Linked DNA regions of Homo sapiens: regions 2 and 3 are each linked to region 1. The links are chromatin loops, found by intact Hi-C in ENCODE. Cell type or tissue: Caco-2. All regions are shown on one strand. Links, peaks and the distances in the headings refer to the core of each region. The heading gives the core; the rest is flanking DNA. Region 1 overlaps ST20-MTHFS (ST20-MTHFS readthrough). Region 2 has its middle 50 kb from the start of MINAR1. Region 3 has its middle 29 kb from the start of TMED3.

What was found. A loop is a pair of places that touch in the nucleus more often than their neighbours do. Peaks named below come from ENCODE experiments on the same cell type or tissue, not always from the same donor. Only the 100,000 strongest peaks of a DNase experiment are listed, where the experiment ranks them.
Region 2: a loop joins it to region 1, with 22 times the contacts of the local background. A loop is called at or near these places in 92 of 110 quality-filtered maps.
Region 3: it touches region 1 in a loop (7-fold over the local background); 25 of 110 quality-filtered maps call a loop at or near these places.

Annotation. Positions count from the first base shown.
Region 1 is chr15:79,847,905-79,858,874 of GRCh38, forward strand. All of the region lies in intron 3 of ST20-MTHFS (ST20-MTHFS readthrough), which reads right to left. The region is part of intron 2 of MTHFS (methenyltetrahydrofolate synthetase); the gene reads right to left. Among named protein-coding and RNA genes, the nearest start is that of MTHFS, 44 kb to the right of the region's middle. RefSeq lists an enhancer at 5,803-6,304. In Caco-2, for the core only: CTCF peaks have their summits at 2,057 (motif pointing left) and 5,801 (motif pointing left); DNase peaks (open chromatin) are centred at 2,077 and 5,787.
Region 2 is chr15:79,376,822-79,387,791 of GRCh38, forward strand. It overlaps a transcript of TMED3 not described here. Among named protein-coding and RNA genes, the nearest start is that of MINAR1, 50 kb to the right of the region's middle. RefSeq lists a silencer at 4,306-4,355 and an enhancer at 4,446-4,655. In Caco-2, for the core only: a CTCF peak has its summit at 4,393 (motif pointing right); a DNase peak (open chromatin) is centred at 4,380.
Region 3 is chr15:79,334,295-79,345,264 of GRCh38, forward strand. It overlaps a transcript of TMED3 not described here. Among named protein-coding and RNA genes, the nearest start is that of TMED3, 29 kb to the left of the region's middle. In Caco-2, for the core only: CTCF peaks have their summits at 4,498 (motif pointing right) and 5,904 (motif pointing right); no DNase peak of the experiment used is centred there.

The sequences.
Region 1 (10,970 bases), core at 1,405-9,404:
GGTGTAAAATAATGCAGCCATTAAAGAAAAGAGTATATGGGTTCCTCAACAAATTAAAAGTAGAACTACCATATGGCCCAGCAATCCCACTTCTGGGTATTTATCCAAAAGGATTGAAGTCAGGGTCTTAAAGAGATATTTGCACTCCCACGTTCATTGCACCATTATTCCCAAGTGCCAAGATATGGAAACAAGTATGCATCGATGGATGAACGAACAAACCAAATGTGGTACATACATTCAATGAATATTATTCAGCCATATCAAAGAAGGAAATTCTGCAATATGCAACCCATGGATAAGCCTGGAAGATATTATGCCAAGTGAAATAAGTCAGCCACAAAAAGACAAATACTTTATGATGCCACTTACATGTGGTATCTAGAGTAGTCAAAATCTTAGGAACAGAATGTAGAATGATGGTTACCAGGCGCAGGAGAAAGGGGGAGACAGAGAGTTGCCATTCAATGGATACAGAGTTTCATTCATGGAAGATGAAAAAGTTCTAGAGATCTGCTGTACAACTGTGCTTACAGTTAACAATACTTTCCCAGACACTTACAACTTTTAGGAGGGTAGATCTCACATTATATGTTATTTACCACAATAAAAAATTTAAAAAAGCAAAGAGACCAAAAGAGAAGCCAAGAGAATAGTCAGGATTCCCACCAGATACAATACACAAGAAAGAAAAGGCAGAAGTTTGGAACATCCACATTTAGGTAGTTGGAGGAAAAGAATGAAGAAATGAAACAGAGATAAGAAAACAACGTTCTCAAATCCCTTGAGCGAGAGTTAATCTACTCCCTCTTTTCTTGTTACTCCCTGTACTTTGATCACAGCTCTCACTGAAGTCTACCTTGTACCACAGTTGATGGTACACGTCTCTGTCTCCCTCACTGGACAGAAAATTTCTTTGAGGGCCATAATTTTTCCAATTCCTCTTTCATCCTTGGATTTTAATAGAATTTTAGGCCAAAGAAACCCTGAAAAATGAATATTTTGCCTGCAGAATGGATCAATCCTAGCATGACATCCTCTATTTTAATAATTCCGAAGTACATAAATTTGGCTCAAAGAGGCAAAAAAATAAAATAAAATAATAAAAATATAACTTTGTATGGCTGCTTTTTCAAAATGAGTTTTACACTTGAGAAGCAAGACGAGAATGGTTTTGGATTCCCAGGTAACTAAGGCTCGGAAACAGCCCTTCCTAGGTGGAGGTCCTTACATCGTACATGCGGTGTTGTTGTTGTAGCCCTGCCCACAGAACTGTTCCTGCTGCTCCCTTCAACCACGGGGATCACAGGTTGCTCCTGGCCTCAGGTCCTTAAGATATACTTCCTAGTCTTCTCCCACTTCTGCTACTTGTTAAATCCAAGTGTTTTCCCTGAAACACATCATGTATTCTTTGCTTGACTTTATTTGTTGTCATCCTTGAAGCTCTTCCTGTGCCTTACCACCATCCCCACATGCATCACCCACCCCACACACACCCCTGGGGCTCCTCACACTTTGGGAACACTATGCTGGATGTTTTTCCTCCTCAAAGGTGACAGCTCAGTGGGGCTTAAAAATCATGCAGAGGCTCAACAAGCTTCCCTCACACACACTGGTCCCACTAATAGAGGTAGACACCAGAGACACCTTCACACACCACAAGGTCAGAATTCAATAGGGGAGACAGAAGAAAAACCTTAGTCCGTGCACAGTTCTGCATATGCCTCTGGCATTGCTCTGTTTTCAAATCGCCAAAGACTCATTAATAGCGTCCACTGACAGTGCAATGTGCAAGAGCCAACCTGCTCTGATTTTAATCCTGTGTGCACTTGCTTCACATTCTGTGTTAGTGGGCACAGAGCTCTCTAGATGTCATAAGATTGTTCTGCAGAGTCATGGTTTGTTGAGTGTTTTTCTCCAGGCTTCGCTACCTTTCCAATGTGATCTTGCATTCCAAAACTACAAAGCTAACCTTTGGAAAACTCACCCAACCCCACATACTGCATTTATTTGCTCAAAAACATCTTCCGTCTTTTCATTTGGTGCTGGCTCTGAAACAGCAGTGCCCTCTGGAGGCAGTCTGATGTGGTGATTAGGGGCATGGGCCCTCAGGCTATTTCTTAGCTGTGTGATCATAGGAAAGCTACTGCAATCTCTGTGCTTCCATTTGTTTTCTCATCCGTAAAATGGAGCTGGTCATGAAAACTGTATTAGATAATGCAACATATCTGTTCACAACAATTGTATTTATTAGGATACCTTTCTATTTTTTTAAAAAGAAATCTCAGGCACTATTTCTTGAACCAGGTAGCAGGGAAAGGGGTATAGTTTCTCCAATATTTCAAGTATTTTTTGACCAGAGCTTTTACAATCTTACCTTAGAACTGGCTCTTACATGTTCTCTCAGCAAAGGGGTTCAGCAGAGCCAAAAAAAGAGGAAGAAAACCAGGGGAGAATGAGGTTATAGAATGCAGATTAGCACATTTTTCCTACAAAAGACCAGAGAGTAAATAATTTAGGCTTTGCAGGCCTTAGGGTCTCTGTTAGAACATAACTCTGCTGTGTAGTATGAAAGCAGCCAAAGACAAATGTAAATGAATGAGTGTGGCTGTGTCCTGATAACATGTTATTTACAAAAACAGGTGGAGGGCCAGATTTGGCCTGTGGGGCTGCAATGTGATAACCCCCATCATAGAACATAAGGAAAGAGAGTTTCAGGGAGAGAGAAGTAGACGCAGTGTCAAATGTGGCAGAATGGACAAGTAAGGTAAGGACACAAAAATATCTATTAGATTTGGCAACTAGGGAATCACCGGGGCAAGGATAATATAAGTGGAGAGATGGGGACAGATGCTGAGCTGCAGAATCTTCGTTGACCAGGAAAAAAGCCTAGGTAGTAGGCCTCGAAAAAAAATGAAGAAGTAAGATTCTATAAATGCCTCTACTTCCTGAGACAGAAGTATTAGGCTCTGAGGATTCAGTTCACCGTACAAAACATTCTTATTAATTCTGGCAGCGAGGTAGCCTGGGCCCCTGACACCTCCTAAGATGTCCTGAACTCAGACTCCCTGTCCTGAGCTTTTCAGAATATAATCAGTTCAGCTAGTGGACTGTCTTTACTGTAATACTGAAAAGAAGGCTGAAAATAAGTGTTAGAGCCCAAGAGGTATGTGGGCACCTTCCTATCTGCACACCTTTGCTCCTGCGACATTGTTTTTCATTCCTGTAAGGGTTTTCTACTCTTTTTGTTAACTTATTTATCATAACAATCATAATATCACAAATCTTAAACTTCCATTGAGTCCTCCCAGTCCATGCAGTTTGGTGTGACCAGCTCTTATCCTATACTGTAAGAATGCCTGTGGTCCATTAAGTAGTAGGAATCCTTCTCCCTTCCTTCTAGGAACAGAGCTTTTGTCTTTCCCCAGAGAATTTGAGCTCAGTTCTGTTTACCGTGAAAAAAAGAATGACAGTGAAGGATATAAGGGATATAATGAGTAGTCCCCTTGCTGTATTTATTTTAGCTTCCTGACTATATCCAAGGAGTGACTTGTTCAGATTATCCTGTGAGATACCTAACTCTTAACCAAAGTCCTGCTTCTAGAAGAGAAGGAGAGCACAGAAACTAACATTTGTAAAGCGCCTACGATGTGTCAGCCAAGATGCCATATCCTGGAAAGAGAAGGATGAATAAAACCAGCTGGTCAGTACATCTACCTAGGGAGGCAGGAGGGTGGGAACTATTATCCCCATTTCACAAAAGAATAAACTGATGCTCAGAGAGGTCAAATTACTCCCTAAAGTCATTCAACTCATAAGAGACTCAGCTCATAAGAGGTGAAGCTGAGGGCTTGCTGTTCCAGATGGATAATATACATGGTTCCTATTACCAAAAGATACAAATGAGATTAAGTAAAGGTATGGAGGAAACACAACAAGGCCAAGCATCTTAGAGGTAGTACAGGAGAGGGGTTAAGTGTGTAGGATTCTAGACAGGCTGCCTGGGTCTGAATCCAGCACTACCACTTATTAGCTATGAAACATCATCAAAATTACCTTCACCTAAAATCTAGAATGGATAAGCATATTATGATGTAAAGAGTCTCTAAGCTATTAATACCAAATGTCAACTTAATCAACTGCTGCATGCCTACTCCTCAGGCCACGTGGCTGATTACAGAGAGACACAGGTACTTCCATCAAACATGCTTCTAAAACATGAAGAAGCTGAAATCCTAAAATAAAATACAGAACCAATAATTCATGATAGCTCTTGAGGCAGAACTGTCAAAAATCAATACCATATGTTTTGAACTCATTATGATTGCCTTAGAAAGAACAGACTGAAGCACAACCTCCTTGAATCACTCTTCATATAAAACAGTACAGCACATACAAGGCAATAAACAAAACCATTTACATGACTGCAGTAATAAAATATATTCAACTTCTGATTATATACAAAAATTGGGTTTTTAAAAAACATGGTTCCCTGCAAATCTATAACATACTTAAGGAGGAGTTAACTGAGCCACCTATTATTATAGACTGTTAATTTTTAAAAATTACATTGTAAACATACCTTCACTCTTTCTGCTATGAATGGTCACAACCTATTTTGGCCATCTGGGAATATTCACACTGAATCAAACACACCGTAGTGAGAATCATCTATTAAAGACATGACCACCATAATTGATCACTTCTGCATTCTTACTATAAAATTCTTTCTTTTAACACAGATACTAACATTTGCACCAGAATACAGCGACCATATTTGTCACAAAAGCATTAGAAATAAGTACCAACACCATGTAAGGTGGCCCTTCTCCTAGTATCCCTGGATGACACGGGTCATTCTGCTAATCAGTTACTGAGGTATTCAGAATATAAGACAATCTGTGTGCATCTTATATTTAAAACCCAAGTGTATTATGGGTTCAAGGCTTTCACTCAATCTTATGAACACTATGTGTTTAAATGAAGGAAGCAGGAGGTGACAGGAATTTAGACTCTTCTAAGTAAAGCTGAAAAAGCTAATAAGAAATGTGGATAATATTTAGTGACTTGGCTGCTGAAGATCTCACAGCAGCACTTTCCTCCTACCTAATCCAAAGAGCCTAGAAAAATATCAAGGACAAGAGGCCAGGAGTCAAGATAAAATGGGTTATAGAAACCAATCCTTCTACCCATAATACAGGTTCACCCCTATAAGGATATCTCAGGAAGGATACGAAAGAAGAGTGGCTACCTCTGAAACAAAGTATTAAAGAACAGGAGACTTGGATGAGAAGACTATTTTACACTTTCATAGTACTCTTCTATATGGTTTACATTTTTATCATGTGCATATGGAACCAAATTTTAAAAAATATCATCCTTATATTTTTTAAACACAAACATCAAGGACAAGAGCCTTGGAGGCAGTCCTGCACAGCAGTTATCTGTGCAGGCTTTTACAGAGACTGCCCAGGTTTGAATCCCATAACAACCATTACTAGCTAAGAAACATTAGTAAAGTTACTGAAATTCTCTTTGAAACCCAATTTCTTCTTCAGATAAAAATAATGCTATTTTAGAGGGACTAAATAAAGGAGATAAAACTCTAGTAAGTGTTCAATAAATTCTAGCTGTATTATACTTGGGGATATGAATAATGCCTATCCTCCTTCTGTTGACTCTGAAAGTTATTTCTTGAGTCATAATACTAACACTACAAGAGCTATCATGCAGATTTCCTATCAGCCCAAACCATGTGCAAGGGTGGGCCTAGCTCTCTACTGCCACCTCCTGTCAGCTAGAAACATGCAGAGCGGTCCGTAAGAAACTGCTCAAGCCTTAGGCAGAGCAGGAGCCGTGATGGCTCACTGAAATACAGTCTCCGAAACACGTGTGATAGGAAAGCATTCCTCTGTTAGAAATAGCCTTTCTCTTTAAAAGGCTCCTTTGAGGTGTATCTGTTTACAAACCAAGAAAAATGAAGTTGCTCTTTTATAATTTCTTTCAGCACATTCAGCTGTGTGCTAGACACTGTGCTAAGCTCTTTGCAAACATGACTTAATTTAATCTTCCCAACAAGATGATGTAATTTGCCCAAAGTCATACAGCTAGGAAATGCAGGCCTGGGAATGTGAATGGTAGTGTAGCTCTAGTGAAGTGTGGAAGCTCTTTGTTCTTTCCCTACGAAATTAAAGCAGACAGGGAGAGCGCTGCTTATTTGCCTTGGTGGTGGAATCAGTCAAACTGGATGCAGCGTCTGTACCAGTCAGGTCAGGGCCATGGTGAGGGACAGAAGGCACACTCAAACTAGGGAAACTAGAAAAGATTAATAAAGAGATGGAGATGCTTAGAGAAAGCAAGAGAGATGGTACAGTCCCTGGGGTAGCTGACTGTACCAACAACTTGGCCTGAAGGTGCAAGGGGAAGGGCTGGGGAGGGCATGGTTATAAGAACCCGCATAGCTGCGATGAGAAGGCTGCCTGACTGGAGTGTGGATGTGCACTGGGGGCGAGGGGTAACACCCTGCAGCCTCTGGTCTTCATTGCTGCCTGCTGATGTAGTCCACAGAGGCTGGTCTTCCTTGCCACTAAGCAAGTAGAAAAGATAGACAGTGGATCTAGAGGTGGCCAACCAAAATCACCTAGCAAAAGACCAAAATATGGTTATTATCAGTGGTTACTCCTGGCTTGGAGATTTGGGCTTATTTTTAATTTATTCTTTATGTCTTATCTTTATAAGAACAAAGCTATTTTCCTTTAGAAAAAAATATTTTTAACAATATGCAGAAAAATTTCCAGTCTTCTTTTTGAAGAGGTACTTCAAACATGCTATTTTCTTAAGTATGTTTTTTATATCTTAAGCCTACTACGTTGTCTAGAAAATAACTCTAAAATCATGTCAACAGATAATAGTAATTTGATTTACATTATTTTCTTAATCAACATCATCATCACCATCACCATAAACAACTACAATTGTATATGAAAGAAGCAAGCTAGGTTGCTGCAGACTGAAAAGTGGGAATGGTGTCCCAATACTTTACCACTGGGGTTTGCAAACTATAGCCTGCAAGTCAAATCTGGTCCACTGTATGATTTTGTACATAAAGTTTCAATAGGACACAGCCATGCTCTGTCTTCACACTAAAACAGCAGAATTGAATCACTGCAACAGACACTGTATGGACTACAAAGCCCCAGATATTTACTATCTGGCCCTCTGCAGAAAAAGCACCCTGCCAATCCCTACTTTACAGCTTCTGCCATAAGGTTTTTAACAAAAAAAAATCTATACATCAGCTTATCCTATCTTAGCAGATACTGACAAAAATAAAACTTACTGGAAAAAAATATAATTTAAACTCTCTTTACTGCAGATATGTAAAAATGCTCTGCAGAAAATAGGATCCACATCAGCAGTAGCTTAATATAAATGGCATTTCTAAATATTATATTTATTTGGCATCTGAGTTGTTGATAATCAGATGGACCTAAAAATGAAACAGAGAAGACATTAGAACTTCCTATTATTTTTCACTAACTGTAGGCAACCTCTGCTTGTCTGATTTTACTCATCTGTAAAATGGGTGGATGGAACTTTTCAATAACTTTTTTATTAACTTTCATTTTAGGTTCAGGGGTACATGTGCAGGTTTGTTATACAAGTAAACTCATGTCACAGGGGTTTGGTGTACAGATTATTTCATCACCCAGGTACTAAGTATAGTACCCAATAGGTACTTTTTCTGATCCTTTCCCTTCTCCCACTCCCCATCCTCAAGGAGGCCTCAGTGTCTGCTGTTCCCCTCTTTCTTCCATGTGTTCTCATCATTTAGCTCCCACTTATAAGTGAGAACACGCAGTATTTGGTTTTCTGTTCTTCTGTTGGTTTGCTTAGGATAATACCCTCCAGCTCCAACCATGTTGCCGCAAAGGACATGATCTCACTCTTTTTTATAACTGCATAATATTCTATAGTATATATGTACCATATTTTCTTTATTCAGTCCACTATTGATGGGCATTTAGGCTGATTCCATGTCTTTGCTATTATGAATAGTCCTGCAATGAACATATGTGAGTATGTGTCTTTATGGTTGAACGATTTATATTCCTTTGAGTATAGACTCAATACTGGGATTGCTGGGTCGAATGGTAATTCTGTCTTTAGTTCTTTGTGGGATCATCACGTTGCTTCCCACAATGGCTGAACTAATTTACACTTCCACCAGCAATGCATAAGCGTTCCCTTTTCTCCACAATCTCACCAGCATTTGTTATTTTTTGACTTTTTACCAATAGCCATTCTGACTGGTATGAGATGGTAGCTCACTGTGGTTTTGACTTGTATTTCTCTTATGATGAAAAAATTTCAGCATTTTTTCATATGCTTCTTGGCCATGTATATGTCTTCTTTCGAAAAGTATCTGCACATGTCTTTGCCTACTTTTTTAATGTGTTTGTTTTCTTCTTGTAAATTTAAGTTATTTATAGATTCAATATCTCAGATCTCTTTAGAATCAAAGCTTAGTGACTCTGAGAATTTAAGGACAATACCTTGTTTATCTGTGTGATTCAATCAAGAAATAAATTAAGTCAGTCACACACACAAAAAAACAAACATTATATGATCCTAATTAAATGAAGTCTTGAAAGCAGTCAAACCCATAGAATCAGAAAGTAGAATGGTGGTTACCAGAGGCTGAAGAAAGGGGGGAAAGAAGAACTGTTTAATGGGTATAGATTTTCAGATATGCAATATGAAAAATTCTGGAGATCTGTTGCACAGCAATGTGAATATACTTAACACTCCTGAACTGTACCTTTAAAATGGTTAAGATGGTAAATTTTGTTATGTGTTTCCTTACCACAACAAAAAAAGAAAGAAAGAAAGAAAGAAATTAGGCATTTAGGGAAGAGTCTAGAGGGCAGTCCATCCTATGCTCACATTCATGTGAGGGTGTACTCAAGAAAAAAAAGTCTAGCTTACTCTTAAAAGCAGTGAAGAACAATTTCTTCAGATACAGAAATACAACGGTGTTTTGGAGCTATTTCTATTTTTCTCAGTTTTTAGAAGATGAGCTCGCAAAGTCACTTTTTTTTTTTTTTTGAGACAGAGTTTCGCTCTTGTTGCCCAGGCTGGAGTACAGTAGCACGATCTCGGCTCACTGCAACCTCCGCCTCCCGGGTTCAAGCCATTCTCCTGCCTCAGCCTCCCAAGTAGCTGGGATTACAGGCATGCACCACCACGCCCAGCTAATTTTTATATTTTTTTAGTAGAGATGGGGTTTCATCATGTTGGCCAGGCTGGTCTCGAACTCCTGATCCTCAGGTGATCCACTCACCTCGGCCTCCCAAAGTGCTGCGATTACAGGCATGAGCCACCGTGCCTGGCCCACTATTCTTAATTAATTATTGCACAGTATGATTTCCAAGCCTTAAGAGTTTAGTAAAATGGAAACTTCTTCCTGTCTTTCACCATTTTTTTACTGAACTGTTAAATGAGCACTTGAAAGTCCTGCAACCTCTCTGGTTCAGTATATTTAACTAAAATAAAATTACACAGTACATTATATTTCTTCAGCTTGCTCTCTTCTTGCATGCCTAAGAGGACTCATAGCCCAGCTAATATGAGCCTTGTGCCATCTAGAACAAATTCTATTACAGCAAGTCTATGATAAAGTAACCTATTACTTTGAAATAATAGTACATGGATTTTATATAATGTGCTTTTCCAGTTAGTTCCAAGTGCCTTTTCACTGCAACTAGCCTTGTTATCTGCTTCAATAAGTCCTCTTCTGGTGGGGGAGAAACTTGCTCTTAAAACCCAAAATCCGGCTGGGCACAGTGGCTCACGCCTGTAATCCCAGCACTTTGGGAGGCCAAGACAGATCACGAGGTCAGGAGTTCGAGACCAGTCTGACCAACACGGTGAAACCCCCGTCTCTACTAAAAATACAAAAATTAGCTGGGCATGGTGGCGCGTGCCTGTAATCCCAGTTACTCAAGAGGCTGAGACAGGAGAATTGCTTGAACCCAGGAGGCAGAGGTTGCAGTGGGCCAAGATTGCGCCACTGCACTCCAGCCTGGGTGACAGAGCGAGACTCCATCTCAAAAAAAAAAAAAAAAAAAACATAATCCTCTCTAAAACCTTCTAAAACAGCTTTACAGGAAAAGAGCAGAAAAAAGTTTGAATCAAAATTTAATGGATTCAAATCAATAGTCATTACTAATGACTCACTTTATGGAAGGCCCTGCCCAAGGAACTACAGATAACACAGAGATAAGTTACTATTCATGCCCTCTAGGACCTAACAACCTGGTCAGCTAAAAATGCATCTAATCAGTTGTCTGTAAAGAGATTATTAAATAATAGTAATAAGGGGTAGAATAATGTAAGTTCCAAGGTAATAGGTACAAAGGAAGGAAGTTGTATTCCCTTGAGAAGGGAGTTAAACACAGGAAAACCTCACTAGGGAGGTGGCCTATTGTATCAACCACGAAAGGATGAGTCTTTCAGAAAGGAAAAGTCTTTTGGAAACAAGAACACCTGGGTTTTAGCCCTCCTCTGTTTGTGTGACTTCGGACAAGTCATTTCCCACCTAGGCCTGTTCTCTTATCTACAAAATGAAAAACTGACTTAGATGATCTTCAAATCCCTTCCAATTCAGATAATCCCCTATGTGCCAATTAAATAACTAAAGGATACAGAAATTGGGAGACTGAAGACAAATCTGTCTCTGTGGACTAACAATAAATTTGTAAAACACTGACATCTGCTGGAAATTAAGAAAACTATTCAATCCATCTCATAAATAGCCTTTAAAAACCTAGTCTTGAATACTTTGTTTTGAAAACATGTTATCAAAGATGCAAGTTTCTTATGAAATTATATCTTCTAATATTTTATTTTATCAAACTTAAGAAAATTGTGAAGAAAATAACTTTAAAATTACTTCAGAAACGTCTGTT
Region 2 (10,970 bases), core at 686-8,685, 470 kb before region 1:
ATCTAGCTGGTCTAGATTTGGGTCAGTTTGGTAGTTTTTGCAGACCTCCAAGACTTCCATTCAAATAGCCTCAGGTAACAAGGCCAGTTCAGGTACGTGATGTGCTCAGTGGCTCCTTCAGTCAGTGGGAGGTGGGGTCAAGACTGTGACTACTTACTGGTAGGTCTTCATGAAGCTGAGAAAACCTGGAATTAGCTGTTGGCATTGCCACTTTGGGAAGAACTAGAGGGATACCAGGGAGCAGAGATTACAGGTATTACAGGTGTCATAAAAAAGTACAGAATATCTAAATGAACAAGATCACTCTTTTATTTGCAATTTTAGGTTGAGCCATTTTCTTGCTCACGTGGGCCTATTTTCTTTTCTACAGTGGGCCTACTTTCTAGGGTGAGGTGGATATGTCATCCTAGGTATTCAAAATAGCAAACCCTAAGTGGAGAGTGTGTGCATGTGTGTGTGTGTGTGTGTGTGTGTGTGAGAGAGAGAGAGAGAGAGAATGTGGGGAGGGATTTTCAAGTGCAGGTGTGGGGAGGGAGTTTTGAGTGTAGGTGTGTCTTATTTTTGTACTTTTACAGTCTCTAATACAGTGTCTGAAGTATGGAGAGTATTCAATAAATGCACATGTAGTGAATGATTATAAAGATGTCTCTAACTTCAGATACAGATCTGTCACTTGCCAATTCATGCTTTAATAACTTTTTAAAATATCTACCATAGTGCATAGATTTTTAGTCTTAAATATTTTTAAAGAAGTAGTGAAGGACTCTGGTAGCAACTTAAGGCAAACGATCATCTTTAAAAATTGCATATGAACAAACCGTTCTTTTTTTTTTTTTTTTTTTTTGAGACGGAGTCTCGCTCTTTCGCCCAGGCCAGACTGCAGTGGCGCAATCTCGGCTCGCTGCAAGCTCCGCCTCCCGGGTTCACCCATTCGCCTGCCTCAGCCTCCCGAGTAGCTGGGACTACAGGCGCCCGCCACCGCGCCGGGCCAATTTTTTGTACTTTTAGTAGAGACGGGGTTTCACCGTGTTAGCCAGGATGGTCTCGATCTCCTGACCTCATGATCCGCCCGCCTTGGCCTCCCAAAGTGCTGGGATTACAGGCGTGAGCCACCGCGCCCGGCTGAACAAACTGTTCTATAATGTTAAAAAGTTTTATATCATCCTTTTATTTGCTTGAATTTATTTTGCCACATCCCTTCCAATACATAATTTTAGCTTATGCTATAATACATTTTAATATTTATTGGTCATGCCATCAAAATTCCCTGTATCAAAATTACGAATGGAAATTGAAATTAAACATCTAAACAATTTCCTATGACCATAAGGCTCTAAGTGTTAAAAATTCTTCCGGATTGAATTATTAATACAATTCATTACTAGCATATATTTATTAAAAGCAACAGAGATGTATTATAAATATTGATAAGTCATTATTGAGTATTGTGTTATTTACGGTAGGGATGGCTGTTTAAACAAATCCCCAATTCCAGTGGCCTAACACAATGGAAGTTTATCTCTGGCCCATTTTCCAGTCTTAGGTGGATGTTCTAGTTGGTATGTGGCTCTCTGTCCAGTGATTCGGAGACTCAAGCCTCTTTTGATTTTATGGCTTCTCCATCCTTGAGCGCCTTGTCATCTTAGCAGAATCCAGCTGGAGAAGGAAGAGGATTGTATAGGGAAGACCTTCTTAAGAGCCTTGGCCTGGAAGTTCCACCCACTGTGACTGCTTCCTTTCTATGGGTGAGAAGTAGTCACATGACCATATGACATGCCTAAGGTCACTGGGTGAGCAGCTGCTTTCTAGGGAGGACTTTCTACTATAGGATGAGGCATGGGAGCTCACAGGTGGGCAGGCAGCCAACTACAACATAAAAGGGGAAGGTTGTTGTAAATACATTCTTTTAATGAGATGAATGCTTGCAAAAACATTATCATATTCCATTGATTAATTTTACTTATGGCCAAAATGTAATATGATTTAGTATCTATTCTATTTTTTCATTTTTATAGATACAAATACTGAGAAACCTTGTTCTCAGAAATATGGAGGTGGGAATAGAAATTATGTTTTAGAATTGTGACTCAATTCTTGGAATTCTAAGTAATATGGCAAAAGTGATATACTTATCTATCATTATCAGTTGATGACGTAATTAGGTCTTTCTGCAATGTTGTTGAAATCAAATAGTTGGAAAACACCTTATTTTCAAATGATGTTTCCCATTCATAAAGTGATTTCTTATTTATATTCCTGGAACATATAACCAAAAAACTTTACCAACATGTATTAAGTGACTATTAATTATACTGTTGCCCCTTTACTCACAGGCACCATATTTAATCAATAAGAGTGGGGAAAATTAAAATTTTACTTTCAGTATGCCTTTGTCAGTCCAATATTATCAAATGTCTTAATTGTCTTGCCTGCTTTGTAAATAATTTTTATCATTATTGAAATCTTAGAACTGCAGATTTAGCTTATTCAGTTGATGGAAAATATCTTCTATATAACCTAATGAGCAAAGCCAATTTCTTGTTGGCAAAGTATTCAGTCACATTAGGTTTACTTTCTTTATTTAATAAAACTAGAAAGGATTGACTTTATTTTTCAATATGTGTTTCAAAAAATAGTATTTTCCAAAGAACAATTAAGGAATAACTTAAAAGCACATCTTGTAAGATATATTACTACGAGCAATCAATAATGAAGTGATATATATCTAATAATTACTCTAATATTACTGCGATGTAAAGTGTGGCTAAAATTTGTTCTTTAAGAAGCTAGGTATATGAGGCATTTATTTGAAAAATGTGTATGTATTTGTGTATTAAACAGTGGTGGCTAGCTTTTTGAAATAATTAACAAATAAGAACCATGTATAAAGTCAGAAATTATTAATCACATTAGATATACTGATCAAACTTTCCTTATGTATTTAATGAAAGTGTATAAATGAATCAGTCTGACAGCTAGCATATAATTTTGTTTTTTCTTAAAAAGAGAGAAAAATATTAAACATTTTATAAGCTGAAATAAGGTAATGGCAGAATAATTGGAATAAATATTTCATAATATGATGTGTTATGTGATAGGTTTTAACTATATTATTGAATGAAACACACCAAATCTGAAAGATCACAAAAGGTTTTTATCTGCAGGAATGAGTCAGTGTACACTGGAGAATTCTGGTAGCTCAGAAAACATTCTTATCATGCTTAAAAGTATCAGCATCACTAAGATGTGCAGGTCCTTGGTATATATATGTCTAAAAGCAATCACTTAAATATTGAGGGAGGGGCCGGATCACGAGGTCAGGAGTTCGAGACCAGCCTGACCAACATGGTGAAAACCTGTCTGTACTAAAAATACAAAAATTAGCTGGGCGTGGTGACACACACCTGTAATCCCAGCTACTCGGGAGGCTGAGGCAGGAGAATCGCTTGAACCTGGAGGTGGAGATTGCAGTGAGCCTAGATTGTGCCATTGTACTCCAGCCTGGGCGACAGAGCGAGACTCTGTCTCAACTATATATATATAGAGAGAGTTATACACATATATATATAAAGAGAGTCTCAAATATATATATAGTTATATATAGTTATATATATAGTTATATATAGTTATATATGTTATATATGGTTATATATAGTTATATATAGTTATAGTTATATATAGTTATATATATAGTTATATATAGTTATATATATGTAGTTATATATATAGTTGTATATATGTAGTTACATATATATAGTTTTATATATATATATATATATAGAGAGAGAGAGGGTATATTTTCTGGGGCTCATTTTTATGTTTTCAGAGGACTCTCCCTCAAGAGTGCTGCTCTACTTGGCAATATTTGGGGGATGGAAGAGGTGAAACCCTTCACTGCGGTACTCTACAATATATCCAAATTCAGAACACTCTAGCACAGGCCAACATAGGCTCCGATGTCTCACTTAGCCTCACAGAAATATCTCCCAGACCTGCAGACACAGACAAATCCTAGACAAGCCTATGATGCTTTGATTAATCACTAATGGAGTTGTCCTTGAAGACAGTATTTTAAATTGTCCCTTTGACATCCTGCAGTTTTTTTACAGCTCAGGGCAATGCACAATAGTAAGATTCAGGATGGATAAGGATGTGTCTTTCTTTTTTGTCCAAAAATGCCATTTTAAAGAGAAGATGGGCAAGGAGACTGTATCTGATCATTCCAATCTGTTTTCAGGCAGATTTTAAGAATGACAGTCGAGGCACCTGGAAATTGATTCCCTTCCAAGTCTCTGTGCAAGGGGTATTCTTGCAAAATCTTAGCTTTTTAGTGCAATTTGATGCTCACTGGTATAGAGTCCCATGCAAGGCGATTGCTACCACCAGGTGGCAGCATCCTCTAGTTGTTGGTGGGCTCTAAGGCAGGAAAGAAACCCAGTTAAGTCTGTAACCTTAACAGCCTTGAACAAATGAACCTGAGCCAAGGCAGAGTGCACACAGACCCCATGAACCAAAGGAGACAAACCCACAACAGACAGAAGCTAAGGTGAATGTCTCTTAGTCTCATTTTCTGCTCACTTCAGCATGAACAGCTTGAGAGATGCACACTTAGCAAAACAGGATGAAGGTTAAAAGGTCCTCTGGAGCGGTAAGGAGGTAGCAGGTGATCTGTAGTCAAACTCCTAATTGTTCCTCTGAACCATTAGCACTTTTGGGCAACTTTTGTCTAGAACAAGTGCTAAATGTCACAGAGGTTTGTTCCCCTGCCCAGTGGTGCCCAGGCTGAGAGGGCAGGTTTAACCTGGTATCTCATCAGAACAGGGACAAAAGAAGACAAATCATATTGGAGCCACTCTCACCTGGCTTGGTCTTATTAGAGCTACCTGCTCTCCCCTGGGGTGATAAACAGTTGCATTTGCCTGATTCTTTCACTGGTTTAAAAGGCTGTGTGTCCTGTGATTGCAAAGTCAACTCAGACTGTTGACTTAACAATGTCAGAGCTGCCCTTCCTGTCCTCAAAGCACCTTCCTTCTTCCTTCCAGAGCTCACTGGGGTCTTAATGCTGTCAGAAGTATCCATATGGACTTAAAAATATTGCATCACAGCCTAGAGGTGACCAGCTCTATCACTAATGAAGAAGCAATTTAAGCTTTTGGGGCCCCAGTTTCCCCATTAGTAAAATCATGTGCATTGTGTACAAAGTAGCTGCTTGAGCGGAGCTTCATTATTCAACAGGGCTTAGATTTTTCTGGACTTTGCAGGAAGAAGTCTCTGCCCTTCTGGGTTTTGTGCTCTGCAGCTATGGACATGAAGATCACCCCATCCTCTCGGCAGTCCTCAGCAACATGAATGGCAGGCCTGTCCTAGGAAGAGATAGACATCAAGGCCACAATGCAAGCCATGCGCAGGTCATGGGTTCATGGTACTGTTGAGTTTTGACTCTTTACTGAGGAACTGAACTGGAATGAACAGCTTAGCAGGCATTATTCCTGGAAGGAACTTTCTAGGGAGGCTATAAGCTGGCTGGACCCCCAGACTCTGCTCTGTGTTCTGCCTCACTGAAAAACAAAATAGTTGTGACTAGCCCTACCTTCTCTTGGCTGACAGTAGTACCTGCTTGGAGCTGCTACTTGCTGATACCCACATGAGCCCAATGCCAGAATGCATAGCTAAAGTTCTGTTGCAAAGGGAGAGGTCATTCTTCCAGTGATGCCTGGCCTGCACTGGCAGCACCTATCCCACAGTGGCCCTCTGGCCTTCCCCAGGCTACCAGAAGCTGTGTCTGCCCTTCACAATTCTTCTGGGTGCTCAGCTCCTTTGGCTCAGAAGTTCACTACCTCTACCCTCTAAACTCCTGGCTGGAAACCTTAATCCCTTTCTCTATGTCCTCCACTTCACTCTGAACTTCTACCAGTATGGCTAATGGCTTTTTCAGCCACCTATCCTTCCTGCCACTCCTCATCCTGAATTTCAATCAGATCATCTACTTGTGAAGTAGTGTTTTCAGATATAGGTGCAGGGAAGCTTCTTTTATATTATCTTTCATGGGTATCTCATACTATTGTTCTTACCAACACAATATAGTCTTTATTCCCATTGACAAAGTCAATTACAAGGGCATAAACACGATTTATTTCTTTTCCAAGGGTCCCAGTGCTTCACCAACACCAACGCCACCACTAAGGGTTCCAGTGTGATCACCATCTGGGATCTACCTGTTCCAACTGCTTGTTTACCTCCTGTGCATGCTCCACGGGACATGGCTCTTTGCCTGTAGATCGCCAGGTACCCACAGCTTTACTGCCATGGTGCACTTCACTTCCTGCCTTGTCCACTCTCACCTGCACCAGTTATTGCTTACGTGGTAATCAGTATAGTCATTGATCTTCAGGGACCATCCAGCTACCCGATTTCCAATGTGGCTGCCTTTGCTATCTTGTTTTGGAAAATGTCTTAAGGCTGTTGAAGATTATATCTATTTGATCCTTTGTGCCCTTAGATGGAGAAAAGAAATGTATTGAGTAGAAGCTCTGAAAGTTTGGAAGGTCCCTCACACCATCCTCAGGTTCAGAGTTTCACTAGATGAAGTCACAGAACTCAGCAAGCCAATTTACCCATGGTTACAGTTTGTTAGAGCAGAAGAATACATTTGAAAATCAACAATAAGAAAAGGTACAAAAGGTAAAGTCTAGGAGAGACCAGGAATGGAGCTTCCCACTTGTCGCTCCCCAGTGAAGTCATACAGACTGCACTTATCTCTCCCCGCAACGATGTGTGACAATATGCCTAGGGTATTGCCAACTAGGGAAGTTCACTTGAGTCTCAGTGTCCAGAGATTTTATTGAGGAATCAGTCACATAGATATGGCTAGCCACCATACGACTGACTTTGATCTCTAGCCCCTCCAGAGATAAAGCTGATGTTGTGTTGTCCAAGGACCTCACCATAAATCTTATGGTTAGTACAGACTATCTGGCATGGCCCAAGGTCCTAGGTTTATAAAGACACTTTTGAAAGCCAGGACATTCCAAGGGCTTAAATGTTACCTTCCAGAAACTGGGGGTAAAGAGCCAAAACTTTCTTTGGGTTAATCCTTTACTGCATAAGCTCTAAGACCCCAATAATTCATGGCCCTATTTCTGGGGCATGATTCAGCCCAGAGAAGAGATCGGAGAAACCTACCTCCCATCATCAAAGAGCTCCTGGATGTTCCATCAAGCAAAACTGTGGGAGGAAATTCAGTGTTCCTATGGAGATGGTGGTGTGACCTGAGCTGGCTCAGAGGTTCTAAAAGCTTCTTCTCAAACATTGGCAAGGTCACAGGTACCCAATAAGGTACATCTTCCCTTTCCTTCAACAGTCCAAAACCTCCAGAACTCTCTCGAGGCAGTGATTAATACTAAACAAAGGACTTGAAGGATAGGAGGGATTCTGAACAGGGTAGAAATAAATAGTAGTGTGGGATATTCGTATAGTTTTCTTGGAAGAGGTAATATTTGAGTAGGATCTTGAAAAATGAGTAGACGTGTAAATGCCACAAGTAAAGGCAAAGATATATACATCATTGTCGGAATAGGAAAGAGTGTGGCACATCTGGGAATGATGAGGGGCCTTATGCAGCTGGGGGAGTCTATTGGTCAGACATGAGGCTGGAAATGGTGCAAGGGCTAGATAGGGAAGGGCTTCATATGCGATGCCAAGAGGCACAGACTATGCTGTGATTCCCTGGCAGTATAGCTGGTGGGACAAAGAGAAATCAAACTCAAAAAGTTCCCCTCTTGTCTACCATGTGTATACTCAAGTAGGTGATGAGATTGTAGGAAGAAGGTAGGATATAATAGCAGATAATTGGGTAGCCATATAGAAAAATCAAATAAAATTTGACCTTTACCTTATAAAACATATTTTTAAAAACCCAGTCTGGGTGTGGTGGCTCATGCTTGTAATCCCAGCACTTTGGGTGGCCGAGGTGGGAGAATCGCTCGAGCCCAGGAGTTTGAGACCAACCTGGGTAACATAGTGAGACCTCATCTGTATAAGAAATGAACAGCAGAGGGGCGAAGATGGCCAATTAGAAGCAGCTGCAGTCCGTGGCATTCACGGAGAGGAATGAAAGGCGTGAGTGAATACAGCACCTTCAACTGAAATATCCAGGTTCTCACATTGGGACTGATTAGGGAAACAACTTAACCATGGAGAATGAAGAAGAGCAAGGTTGGGTGATGGCCCACCTGGGAGTGACACAGAGCTAAGGGAAGTGGTGAGTGATTGTGTGACCCTGGAAAAACATGCTTCTCCCACGGATCTTTGCAACCTGTGGATCAAGAGATGCCCTTGTGAGCCCACACCACCAGGCCCTGGGGCTGACACACAGAACTGTGTGGAGTCTTGGCAGAGTAACTGCTCAGGCATGCACAGAGACCCAGCAGCTTTATATACTCTGGCCCTGGGATCCCCATCAGATGTGTCTAACTCAGGCAAGGTGAGAGGTCCGCACCTACCCCTAGGAAGGGGGGCAGAATCCAGGGAGCTGATTCTGTGGGTCCCACTTCCACAGCACCTCACAAATTCTTGGGGCTCCATCCCATCTCAAGCAGGCTCCACCCAGTTGCCGGTGGCTGGCTGGAATGTCAAGCCAGTGGATCTTACTTTGTGAGGTGCTGCACCTGGGAAGGTGGCTGCAGCTGCACCTGGGGAGTTCCCATCCCACCCTGCTGGAAGGAGCAGGACTCCTGCTTGTCTCTGGCTCCTGCCTGCTCCCTGGAGTGGAAGGCCCAGGTCTGCAGTCACTGGTTGGGTGCCTGCAGCTGCACCCAAGAGGGCAGATCCTGCCTGTTCCTGGCAACCTCGAAGAGCACAGGTAGGCTCAGATCCACAGCCACAGTTTGGGCAGGGGTCCATTCTGCTCCCTAGAGCGGGAGGCCTGGGTCTGCAGCCACACTTTGGGTAGCTACAGTGGCACCTGGGGAGCTGAACCCCCAACTTAGAAGGGGCAGAGCTCCCACTGGCTTCATGGAGTGTGCAGTGCCAGCCGCAGCCAGTGTGATAGCAGCAGCCTCTGCCATCATTAGGTACTATTTATTATCTTGATTTTACAAATGATAAAACAACTGTTGGATTTCAGCCCAGGTCCACCAGAATCCACAGTCTTCATTTAACCCCCATGTTCTACAACACTAGACCAGGGGAGAAATTTGCACAGAAAGTAGTATGAATAATGGAGGCTGGGAATCAGAGAAAGTAGACAGAGAAAACAGGCTTAAAGGACTGAATGAATTACAGATAACCTGTATTTTCCAAGGGCTGGGGGCTGGAGGGAGGAGCAATTAGATTTTAATGGGTACGGAGTTTCAGTTTTGCAAGATGAAAAAGTTCTGAAGATCTATTGTCTAACAATGTGAATACATTTAATACCACTGAACTGTACACTTAAAAATGGTTATGAGGGTAAATTTAATGTTATGTGCTTTTGACCATAATAAACAAAACAAAATAACTTGTATTCACTCTCTGCAGGTGAGGGGCCACTTTTCAGAGCACTCTCCTCATCTCTACCTCACTAGGGCTTTGCAGCAAAAAGTTTGTCTGATCATTTTATGTTATTATATGCTACATTGTTCCTCATTGAGTATATGCTGCTGCTTCTTTGACTATATGTCCTCCTGCTTGGAGGTTTGGCTTTTCATTCTCTAAAAGGGGTATTTTGATGAATAACAGTTTTTAAATTTTTTTATTTTCAAGATGGAGTCTCACTGTTGCCCAGGCTGGAGTGCAGTGGTGCGATCTCAGCTCATTGCAACCTCCGCCTCCCAGGTTCAAGCAATTCTCTGCCTCAGCCTCCCGAGTAGCTGGGATTACAGGTGTGGGCCACCATGCCTGGCTATTTTTTTTTTTTTTTTGTATTTTTAGTAGAGACGGGGTTTCACCATGTTGGCCAGACTGGTCTTGATCTCCTGACCTCATGATCCACCCGTCTCAGCCTCCCAAAGTGCTGGGATTACAGCCGTGAGCCACTGTGCCTGGACTTTAAATTTTAATGTAATATAATTTATCAATCTTTTTTGTTTATGGCTAACACTTTTCTTTTCTTTCTTTCTTTTTAATCTTTTAATCTTTTTTTTTTTTTTTGAGACAATGTCTCGTTCTGTCACCCAGGCTGGAGCACAGTGGCACCCAGGCTCACTGCAGCCTTGAATCCTGGGCTCAAGCGATTCTCATGCCACAGCCCCCTGAGTAGCTGAGATGACAGTTGCATGCCACCATGCCTGGCTAATTATGGCTTCTACAAAATGCCAAACATTCTCTGCCCCCAAATTAGGAAGAGAGTCTCTTGCATTTCCACTAAAAGCTTTAGAATTTTGCCTTTTATATTTAAGTCTATAATCCCCCTGGATTGTTTTTAGTGTTTTAGAAAGTAAGGGTCCAATTTTATTTGATTTTTCCATATGACTACCCAATTATTTCAGTTTCTTATTGAAAAGATTATATGTCCCCCTCTGCTTTGCAGTCTTATATTTGTCATGAATCAAATATCTACATATGTGTCAATCTGTTTCTAGACTCTTTATTTCCATTCATTAGCCTATTTGTCAATCCCTGTGCAAATACTACAGTGACGTGATAATTGAACCTTTATAAGTGTTGACATTTTGTGGGACAAGTCCTCTCACTTTGTCACTTTCATGGGTGTCTTGGCTATTCTTAGCTGTTTGCATTTCCGTGAAAATGTTAGAAACATCTAATGAAATTAAAATACACACACACATGCACCTGCACACACACACACACACACACACACATACACACACACAAGTATTATAACCCTGTTCAGATTTTCCCTGGGATTACATTGAATCCATAGGTTGATTGGGGGAGAAATGACATCTTTGCAAGACAGTTTTCCAATCCATTCCTTTCCATTTACCTGAGTCTTCTTTCAGTTTCTCTCAATAAAGTTTTATATTTCTGTT
Region 3 (10,970 bases), core at 1,327-9,326, 510 kb before region 1:
CTAGAACAGTCCTAGAGGGTTAAGACTTTCCTAAAAGAAGAAGGTTTTGGTCCTGAATGGCCAAATGGTGGAGCTTGGAATGGCAGCATCTAGGGGCCATGTGTGAGCAGCAGGGGTGACCCCTTCTCTTTTCCTCATTTCAGAGTGGCAGGGCAGGTGGGGTCAGAGGAGAAGCTTTTCAGGCAGGTGTGCAGGAGATGTGGCAGGTGAAGGAAGGGTCGGGGGGAGCTTTATAGCCCCAAATCTCAGGAGAACTGATGAGAAAGGATGTGGAGAAGGCACCTCTGACTCGCAGCTTGCTTCTGCCTCAACTTCTCCCCACACAGTGTGACTCTTCAGCAAATCAGTGACCTGGATCACAAAAGGAAAAGTGACAATTCAAGACCAGGATCACGGCAAAGTAACAAATAGAAGGCACGCAGGAAATGTATTTCGGAAGAATTACTCCAGGAAGTCAAACAGTGCACACATTTTTTCCCTCATAGTCTTAGAAAAAGGAAAAAAATTAAAAAAGGCAACAAGACTTCAGAGAAGGTTACAAGAAATTGTAGAAGGGGTTATAATACAACAAAAGAGATGAAAAGGAGCTGTCCAGTCTCAGGGAATATGTGGAAGAGGAAACATCATTTCAGAAATGATAGTTAACTTTAAGATGCCAAAATGAGAACAGGCACTGCACTGCTGAAATCAAGGGAGGGACACTAAAGAAAGGCTTGAGAAGACTGTCTGAAAAACAAATGGAAAACAAAAAGAACAAAAAGCTGAAAGTTATTAGGGAGAGCCAGACAGCTTTGTACAACAAGGATATCCATCATGCAGGTAATTGGTGTTCCTGAAGAAGAAAACAGAACAATTTCAAAGACGTAAAAAAAGAAAGCCTTAATAAAAGTCAAGGAAGACCTAAATCCTCAGTTTAAAAAGGTACCTTGCGTTTCAGGAAAAAATAAAGCAAAATGATTAACACAGACAGATTCTGGTGATATTCCTGGGCTTCTGGGAAAAATAAACAAACAACATTGAAGTTTCATCAAACAAACAAACAACAAAGACAAAAAAGCAAGTAACCTGTCAGAGGGAGAAATCATGTGACCCCAAACTATTTCTTGACATTTACTGGGATAAGACCCTGGAATACTGTCCTCAGGGAACTCTGGGAGAGACAGTGTGGACCCAGGGAAATGATACACTGCTAATTTGTCATTCAGTTACAAAGGCCACAGGTGGCCTTTCTAAAACTAGAAGGAATTCAGGGCACAGAGCACCTTTGAACCACTCTTGAATCAGCTACCCCAGGAAAAACTCTACTGAGTAAGGAAAGGAAAGGGGCCATCACAAAAAGGGCAGGTTTTCAAGCATTTCATCCATTAAAATATACAGCTGAGGCTAGACAACTATGAACAATCTAGGGACTATAAATGTTATGAAGTCTAATTATTTAAAAATTGCAATACAGCAAATTGAAATTGAGAATTAGGAGGTGAGGGAAGGTAAGAGAAAATGTAAACGCTAGCTTTCTAACTTTTCCTGATAGAACATTAATGACTACAAAAGAAATTACATTGAGTTCTTGCTAGGCACCAACCACAGTTCTTAGTGCTTTTTTGTGTGGCATTTCATTAATCTCTCACAACAGCTCAGCAGCATAGGAACCATTAATACTCCCATCTTACAGATGAGGAAACTGAGACACAGAGAATTTAATCTTTTCCCAAGGCTATGCAGCTAGTAAGGAAAATAAGGAAAGCCATTTGGTCATCTCAAGAGGCCCTGAAAACTAAGTTTGTAAGATCAATACAAGCCATTCCTGATGAAAAATTTTGATAAAGGAATAATTGGTCAGGGATAAGGGTGGCAGCTGAAGTGTGGCTGTGGAGTCTGGAGCTACAGATTCACTCCTTTCTTATTCTGGTGCCACGGAGGTGGGGCATTTCTTATACATGAGGTTGTAAATCTTCCCCTCTCTGAACCTCTGTGGCTCTGGCAGGCAGATATTAAAACATCAAAAAGCTAGGCCCCCACTGGCTGGCTAGTGGAGCTGGATCTGGGGGTGTCTTGATAGAGCCAAAAACAAACTACATTAGGGCTGGGCACAGTGGCTCATGCCTGTAATCCCAGCACTTTGGGAGGCCGAGGTGGGTGGATCATTTGAGGTCAGCAGTTCGAGACCAGCCTGGCCAACATGGTGAAACCCTGCCTCTACTAAAAATACAAAAATCAGCCAGGTGTGGTGGCAGGTGCTTGTAGTCCCAGCTACTTGGGAGGCTGAGGCCGGAGAATGACTTGAACCCAGGAGATGGAGGTTGCAGTGAGCAGAGGTTGCAGTGAGCAGAGGTTGCAGTGAGCCAAGATCACACCACTGTACTCCAGCCTGGGAGACAGAGCAAGACTCTGTCTCAAAACAAACAAACAAACAAACAAACACAAAAAACAAACAAAGAAAAAAACACATTAGCACCCTAGCTAATATTTTTACTCTAGGTGGATCCAACCCAGCAAACTCCACCCACTACACCCACTAGAGTTGATCGATTGACTTATAAAATAGAGGGACATAGATATTTCCAGTACATGAAACACTCAGGACACTTACCATGTCACAACTTCCAAGTGTCAAAGTAGTTATAATAATAACAGACAACAAATGCTTTGTGCATCTGTCACCAGAGCAAGGGGCTTGAAAGCTCTGGGCTGTGGTGGACCCTGGTGGAACAGGCCTCACTACTACCAAGCCTGTATGTGAACTGACCAGAATCTATTGGATCTATCTGCTTTAGCTGCTATCAGTTGCAAAGTGTCATAGTCCGCTGGGGCTGCCATAACAAAGTGTCCAACAGTCTGGGTGGCTTAGAACAGAAATTAATTTTCTCACCGTTCTGGAGGCAGGAAGTCAGAGATCAAGGTGTCAACAGGGTTGGTTTCTCCTGAGACCTCTCTCCTTGGCTTGCAGATGGCTGTCTTCTGTGTCCTCACACGGTCCCTTCCCTGTGCATGTCTGTGTCCTAATTTCCCCTTTATATAAGGACAACAGTTATGTTGGGTTAGGGCTCACTGTAGTTAATTTAATTACTTCTTTAAGCCTTATCTCCAAATATAGTAACATTCTGAGACACTGTGGGTTCAGAATTCAACATAAGAATTTGGGGGAAAAACAAAAAACAAAAATAGAATAATTTGGGAGAAAGGGGAGGACACAGTTCAGCCAATAACAGACAGTGTTAGATAAATTCCATCCAAGTCTTTCAACCTATGCTGCTTTTAAAAAATTAAATTATATTCTACTAGAACCACTATTTTGTCAAGACTAGGTGCATTTCGTAGCTTGAATTACTTCCCTTTTTCCTGATCTCTTTTATAAGATATCGATCACACACTCGCATCAGCAGGAACGTGCACAGAAGATTCCTGGAGTATGGAACAGTTCGGTAGTGATCAAATCCTGACTCTGCTCCTGGGAGCTGTGTGAGGATGAGCAGACCACATGGTCTCTCCCCTCTGACCCTCAGTTTCCTCGTTTGTAACAAAATGTGGTATTAAGGGAAATGTACAATGATATTCACTGCAGCATTGTGTTTGGTGATAAAACATTACAATATAACTCAAATGCACATGGATGGGAATGAATAAACAAAACGTTGCATGCTTGTATATGGGGATACTTTATAACAGTTGGAAATGAATAAAATAGCTCCCAATAAAGCAACATGAAATAATATTGAAGACACACCAGAGTGTACAGTGAAAAAGGAAAACCATCCAATGTGGTATCACTTATATATCAGTAAAAACACACATTAAACACTATTCTGTATAGCTCATGGGAAAAATAAATGTGTTCATGTATAATATATAGTAAAATTATAAAAACACAGATTGTAAAGAAAAGTTTACCTCTGGGAATTGAAGATAGAAATTGGGATGGGGTACAAAGGAGATTTCCATTTTATCTGTGCAGTATTTTTTTCTTTAAAAAATCTGAAGAATGTATAACAAAATATTAGCATTTGTTAGTCCTGAGTGGCAGATATGTGGGTGTTTGTTATGTTACCATTAGTATTTTCTGCATTAAACATCTCAAAGGCAAAGTAAATAGAAGGATGGTAATTGCCCTGGCTTCACCTCTTAGGGCTATTGCAAGGTTTCAATAATAAAATATTTGTGAAAGTTCCTTGTAAAATTAAAAGCTCTGTACTGTGGGCGGCAAGCCACCCAGGTGCCGAGGCAAGAGACCGAGGACACGAGCTGTTCCTGTATAGTAAAATATAAAATAAGAATAGTTATACCAGATATAGATCTTAGATATGATTATATATGAATATCATTAATCATTAGTTGGTAGCAATTACTCTTTATTCCAATATTATAATAATCCTTGCTCTATAATCATAACCTAGGAAAAACCAGGCCATACAGAGATAAGAGCTGAGGGGACATAGTGAGGAGTGACCAGAAGACAGAGTGCGAGCCTTCTGTTATGCCCAGACAGGGCCACCAGAGGGCTCCTTGGTCTAACGGTAATGCCAGCATCTGGGAAGACACCCGTTGCCAGGCGGACCGTGGTCTAGCGGTAGCGTAAGTGTCAAGGAAAAACACCCACTACTAAGCAGACCGGGAAAGGGAGTCTCCCTTTCCCCGGGGAATTTAGAGAAGACTGTACTCCTCCACCTCTTGTAGAGGGCCTGACATTAGTCAGGCTCACCCGCAGTTATCCAGGGGCCTGTCTCCCTGTGATGCTGTGCTTCAGTGGTCATGCTCCTAGTCTGCCTTCATGTTCCATCCTGTACTCCTGGCTCTGCCTTCTAGATAGCAGTAACAAATTAGTGAAAGTACTAAAAGTCTCTAATAATGGTGTAAGTTGTTTCTCTCTTTGTCTCCTCTCTCTCTCTCTGCCTCAGCTGCCAGGCAGGGAAGGGCCCCCTGTCCAGTGGACACGTGACCCACATGGCCTTACCTATCATTGGAGATGGCTCACTCTCCTTATCCTGCCCCTTTGTCTTGTATCCAATAAATATCAGTGCAGCCTGGCATTCGGGGCCTCTACCGGTCTCTGCAACTTAGTGGTAGTGGTCCCCCGGGCCCAGGTGTCTTTTCTTTTATGTCTTTGTCTTGTGTCTTTATTTCTACACTCTCTCATCTCCGCACACGGGGAGAGACCCACCGACCCTGTGGGGCTGGTCCCTACACTGTACAAATATTAAATTTTAAGCTAATCTGTTTCATTTGCTGTTGATTCTATTAACTTCCATTGCAAAAGTCCACAGTGTCGGATAGCTCCAAATTTGGGGTGGTGTTGGCAGTGATCATGGTAGTGGTCATGATGAGGGTGGCAGTGATGGTGGCGGCAGTGCAGCTGCTAGCGGGTGGTGATGACAGAGGAGTGGTAGTGATGGTGATGATGGTGGTGATGGTAGTAATGGTGGTGGCAATGGTGTTATGGTGGTGGTGATGACATGATGGTGATAGTGGTGATTATGGTGGTGTTGATGGTGGTGATGGCAGTGGTGGTGGTGATGGTGTGAATGTGATGGTAGTGGTGATGGTGGTGATGATGGTGGTGATTAGGATGATGGTGGTGATGATGGTAGTGGTGATGGTGGTGATGGTGGTGATTAGGATGGTGATGGTGGTGGAGATGATGTGTGTAGAGAGCAGTGTTAGACCTCTGATCTAGCTCTGAGCCACACCACACACACACTACTGCATAATATCATACACTTCTAGGGCTGTGTGTCTCACTGCTAGTAAGACTAAACCCTCCAAAGCCAAATTACATGAATGTGTATCTCCCATTGCTCCTAGTAAATACTGTTTAAAGTACTGTATTGAGCACGGTAATTAGCTTTTACTAGAAATACTTGAATTTCATCTTTTTGAAGAACTGCAGCAATATGAGAAATGACCACAAGAGGACAGTAGAGAAACATCAATAAAGTTCAACTTTACCTCAAGGATTGGGCAGGCACAAGCCATGGTCTCCACTCAAGAAGCTGCTCCTCAGCAGGGAGAAGTGTGGGTCTCTGCAAGAGATCAGGTTGTGGGAATTTCGGGGCCAGTCAACATATCACAGAGTGTCATGGACTTTGAGCTGTTGAAAACCATCTAGTTCAACCTCCTCAGCCCCAGCCAGCATCTATCTGGACTGCAATTTCTTGAGACACCCTGAGCCAGAATCACCCCGCTAAATCTCTCTTAAATTCCTGATCCATTGAGATGGTGATAAGCAGTGTTTGCAGTCGTGAAGTGCCAAAAAATTTTGAGATAATTCGTTATGCAGCAAAAGATCACTAATACACCTGGCGTGTAGTCAACAGTTAATGAATGTTAGCCATAATTGTTATTCAGGACTATTAAATGCAAGGAGGTTATTTTTCCGGCATTTTCTCATTATGTCAATTATGATGTAACTTGGAAGTGGTATCATGGATGCATTCATTCATTAATTTTCCAATAAGCCAAACTACTGCCCAGAATGACATCAATAAGAAAAATACATCATTCCTTCATGTATCCATTCACTAATTCATACATCCATTCACTTATCAAGTATGAATTGTGACAGAGGTACTAGCTTAAGGTAGAGTGTGGCCAATTGAGTGAGAGGGGTCAGATAAAAGGTAATTTGCTGGGCATAGTGATTCATGCCTGCAATCCCAGCACTTTGGGAGGCCAAGGCAGGAGGATCACTTGCATGCAGGCATTTGAGACCAGTCTGGGCAACATACTGAGGCCCCATCTCTACAAAATAATAGAAAATTAGCTGGGTGTGGTGCTGTGTACCTGTAGTCACAGCTACTTGGGAGGGTGAGGTGGGAGGATTGCTTCAGCCTGGGAGACAGGGGCTTCAGTGAGCTGCGATCATGCCACTGCATTCAGCCTGAGTGACACAGCAGCAAGACCCTGTCTCAAAAAAAAAAAAAAAAAAAAAAAGGTGAAGAAAGAAAGCCAGCAGGGGAAGAAAGACAGCAGATGATGGAAGGAAGCATGAGCAGAGGCACAGAGTTTCATGTGGTCTTGAGTACTCAGGGGAGGCAAGGACTTTGGCTGGGCTGGACCATAGGAAGAGAAGGTAAGATGGGAATAGGTATATGTAAAGATGGAGAGGATGCAAGGGCCAGCAAAGGAGCCTTACCATAATATAAAGATTGCCATAATATACTACAAATCCCATAAGAGGGAGCTTGAGCTTCATCCTTTGACAGGTTTTAGGTAGGCGAGCCCATGGCCAGGCGTAGGTTTTTAGATCACTGTGGCTGCTGTTAGCGAGGCAGATGGAGAAGAGAGACTGCTCTGCGAGTTGCTGAACAGCTGCCAAGCCCAGTAGGCTGCGGAACAGAAAAGTTTACAGGAATTCGTTTATTCCCCTTCCCTGTGCCATAAGAAAAATTCCTACTTCACTGGAGTGTGGGCTCATCCCCAAGCAGGAAGAATTCACTTCTTGCAGAGATGAGGGATCAAAAGGAAGGACCGCATGATCTCTTTCGGCGGTTTCAACTACCAGTGATTTTGCCCCTGAGGAGACATTTGACAATGTCTGGAGATATTTTTAGCTGTCACAACTGGGGAGGAGGAGGCGCTTACTGGGTAGAGTCCAGGGATGCTGCTGAACATCCTGCAAGGCACAGGACAGCCCTCCACTGATGAAGAAGTATACGACCCAGAGTGTCATCAGTGCTAGGCTGAGAAACCTTGGTTGGTACAAAAATGTGACAAAATAAAAATGACACATAAAAACACATTAAAGATGAGAAAAACTAAAAAACGTGGATGGGGGCAGATGAAAATTATGACTAAATATGTCATTATCAGTTTAAGAAATAAGTAATTGTCGTTACAAAACAAGAGTTTGAAGCAGAGATATAAGCAATAAAGATAGGATAAAAGATCTTACATCAACCATATCTGACATATAGATAAGGAAAATGATACTCATCTATCAGAAGAGAAAATGTTGGATCACAAAGCAAAACCCAATTTTATGTTGTATGCAACATAAACAAGATGTTGTATACAAGAAACACAATTAAGACCAAGTTGTCCAGCAAATTTGAAGAAGGGTTGGCAAAGATATACTATGTGAACAGAAAGAAAAATAAAGCAGTGTCACAACTTTTATATCAAAAAAGGTTAATCTCTGCTTCATACTTTATGCTAAAATAACTTCCAGGTAGATAAAAATTGTAAACATTACAAAGAAAAAAATTTAAATGCTAGAGGAAAATCTTTGAAAATAATATTATTTACCTTAAGGGAGTCCTTTGAAGTACAATATCATAAAAGAAGTTGATAAATCTAACTACCTAGAATCTAAAATTGTTGCATGGTAAAGCATGCACACAAACACACACATATACACTGTATAAACAAAACCAAAAGACAAAAGGCAAACTGAGGAAAAACTCATATTACAACTCATATCACAAAAGATTAGTCATCTTAATTAATTAAGTAGTTAATAACCATTTGTTAAGTGTCTGTGTTACACTGGGCCCTGCTTAGCACTGGGGAGATAATAACATAAAACACAAAGTTCCTGCCTTTGTGAAACTTACATCTCATGGAACAGCCAGACAATAAACAGATAAAGTAGTAAATGTATGTAATATTAGGTACTGATAAGTGCTATAAAGACAAAGTTAGGTGTGGGTATAAAGAGTGAGATGGAGTGAGAATAGGTATTACTGAGATTGGGTAGTAAGGAAGGTCTCATCGATGAGATTTTGTTTGAGCAGGGGACATTTCAGCTAGGAGAAAGAGCAATTGCAAAGGTCTGGAGATGGAAATATAAGGGTTTGTTTGAGGAACAGCATGGAGATAAGAATTGGTGTGGCAGTGAGAAAGGGGTATAGTGGTTAAAAAGTGAAGTTCAAGGTACCCAGGAGCCAGCTCACAGAAAGCTTTCAGGCCATGATGGGACGGTGCATACAACCTCCATCACCAAGACACTCTGTCCATCACTACAGAGATCTCTTCCATGCCAGTCCTTTATACTCATACACACTGCCCTCCCTTCTACCACCCTTGGTGCCTGTTAACAACTAATCTGTTCTCCATCTGCGTACCTTTGTCACTTTGAAGATGTCACGTAGATGGAATCATGCAACATGTGGCCTGTTGAGATCATCTGTCTTCGCTCAGCATAATATATGCTCTTTCATTTTATTTCTGAGTAGTATTTTATGCTATGGATGTATCACATTTTATTTAGACATCCATACACTGAAAGATATTTGGGTTGTTTCTGATTTTCACTATTACAAATCGGGCTTCTATGAATCTTCAAATTTGTGTTGATTTATATTTCAAAGGGTCACTATGGCTGCTTTGTGGGTAGTAGACTGCAGGGGTAAGAGTGGATGCAGGGAGTGAGGAGCTACTGCCATAGTCCAGGCAGACATGACAATGGATTCAACCAACTGGAGAGGTGAAGGATGTGGGACAGGCTCTTGGGTTGAATATGAGGCACAAAAGAAAGAAAGGAGTCAATGACAACTTTGTGAATTTGAACTACCAGGTGAAAGGTAGTCTCATTTACTGAGATGAGCCTGACTGTGGGAAGGAGAGTTTGGGGATGGAGTTTTGGTGGAGGCAGATCTAGCACTCTGTTTTGGCCATGTTAAGTTGGAGATCGCTATTAGAGGTCCTGCAGAGATAGCAATTCAACAGCCATATGAGTCTGGAATTCAGAGTGTAGGTTGGGCTGGAGAGAAAACTTTGAGATTCCATAAATATGTAGATAGAAGGTGAAATAAAAACACTCGGCCTACGTAGTTCACCAAGTAAATAAAGACAGAAAAGCAGGTCTAGATCCCATGGGCCTCCAACTTATAGAAGTTGAGAAGAAGAGAAGGTCAAATAGAAAGTGAGAGGGAGCAGCTGGAAAGACAGAAGGAACCCCCCAGAGTGTGGTGGCCCACAAGGCACCAGAAGATGCCTTTTCAGGAGTGAGGAGTGAGCCTCGGTGTCAAATGCTGCTGCTGAGAGCTGGTGTTGGCGTCCTAGGATTGCTGTAACAAATGACCACAAACTGGGAAGCTTAAAACAACATAATTTTTTCCTCTCACAGCTTTGGAAACCATAATTCTAAAGTCAAGGTATTGGCAGGGTTGGCTCCTTCCAGATGCTCTGGGGAAGAGCTCATTCCATGTCTCTCTCCAGGATTCTGGTGGCCCCAGGCTAGGATACATGACTAGGTTCCATGACACACCACCAAACCCCCAACTCCATTTCACATGGTGGTTTCTTGGTCTCTCTCTCTTTTCTCTTATAAGGATTTGTCATTGGATTTAGGGTCCTCTAATGCAGGATGACATTATTTTGAGATCCTTACTTTAATTACATCTGCAGAAAACCCTTTTTCTTTTAAGGTCACATTCCCAGGTTCCAGGAAGACATGAATTTGGGGGAACCTCATTCAACCCAGAGGGCCAGCAAGAAGAGAACTGGTAACTGAACTTTGGATCTGGCAAGGTCGAGATCGTTGGTGACTTAACAAGAGTAATTTGTACGAAACATTGGAGGCAAAGACTTCACTGTAGTGAGCCCAGTGAGATGAGGCAGTGTGAAAGGGAGACAATGTTTTATAGGAGTTTAACTTTAAAGCTTTGCTGTGTTTGAGCAGTAGCCGGAAGGAGATGTGGAAGAGACTGTTTTTGTTTTATAATTTGAGAGACAGAGCAGCATATGGGAATTTAATGGAAATGCTCACAGAAAGAGAGAAAACAGGGGGACAATGAAAGACATATAAATATAGAGAGCTACCAATCAGGAAGAAGAGGACCACCAACTCAATAGAAAGACTGGGCCAAAGATCCAGACAGGGAAGAAAAATAGAAAGCTCTTTTTAAAAATTTATTTACTTTATTTTTTATTAACTTTTAAGTTCAGGGGTACATGTGCAGGTTTGTTACATAGGTACACTGGTGTCATGGGGGTTTGTTGTACAGATTATTTCATCACCCAGATATTAAGCCTAG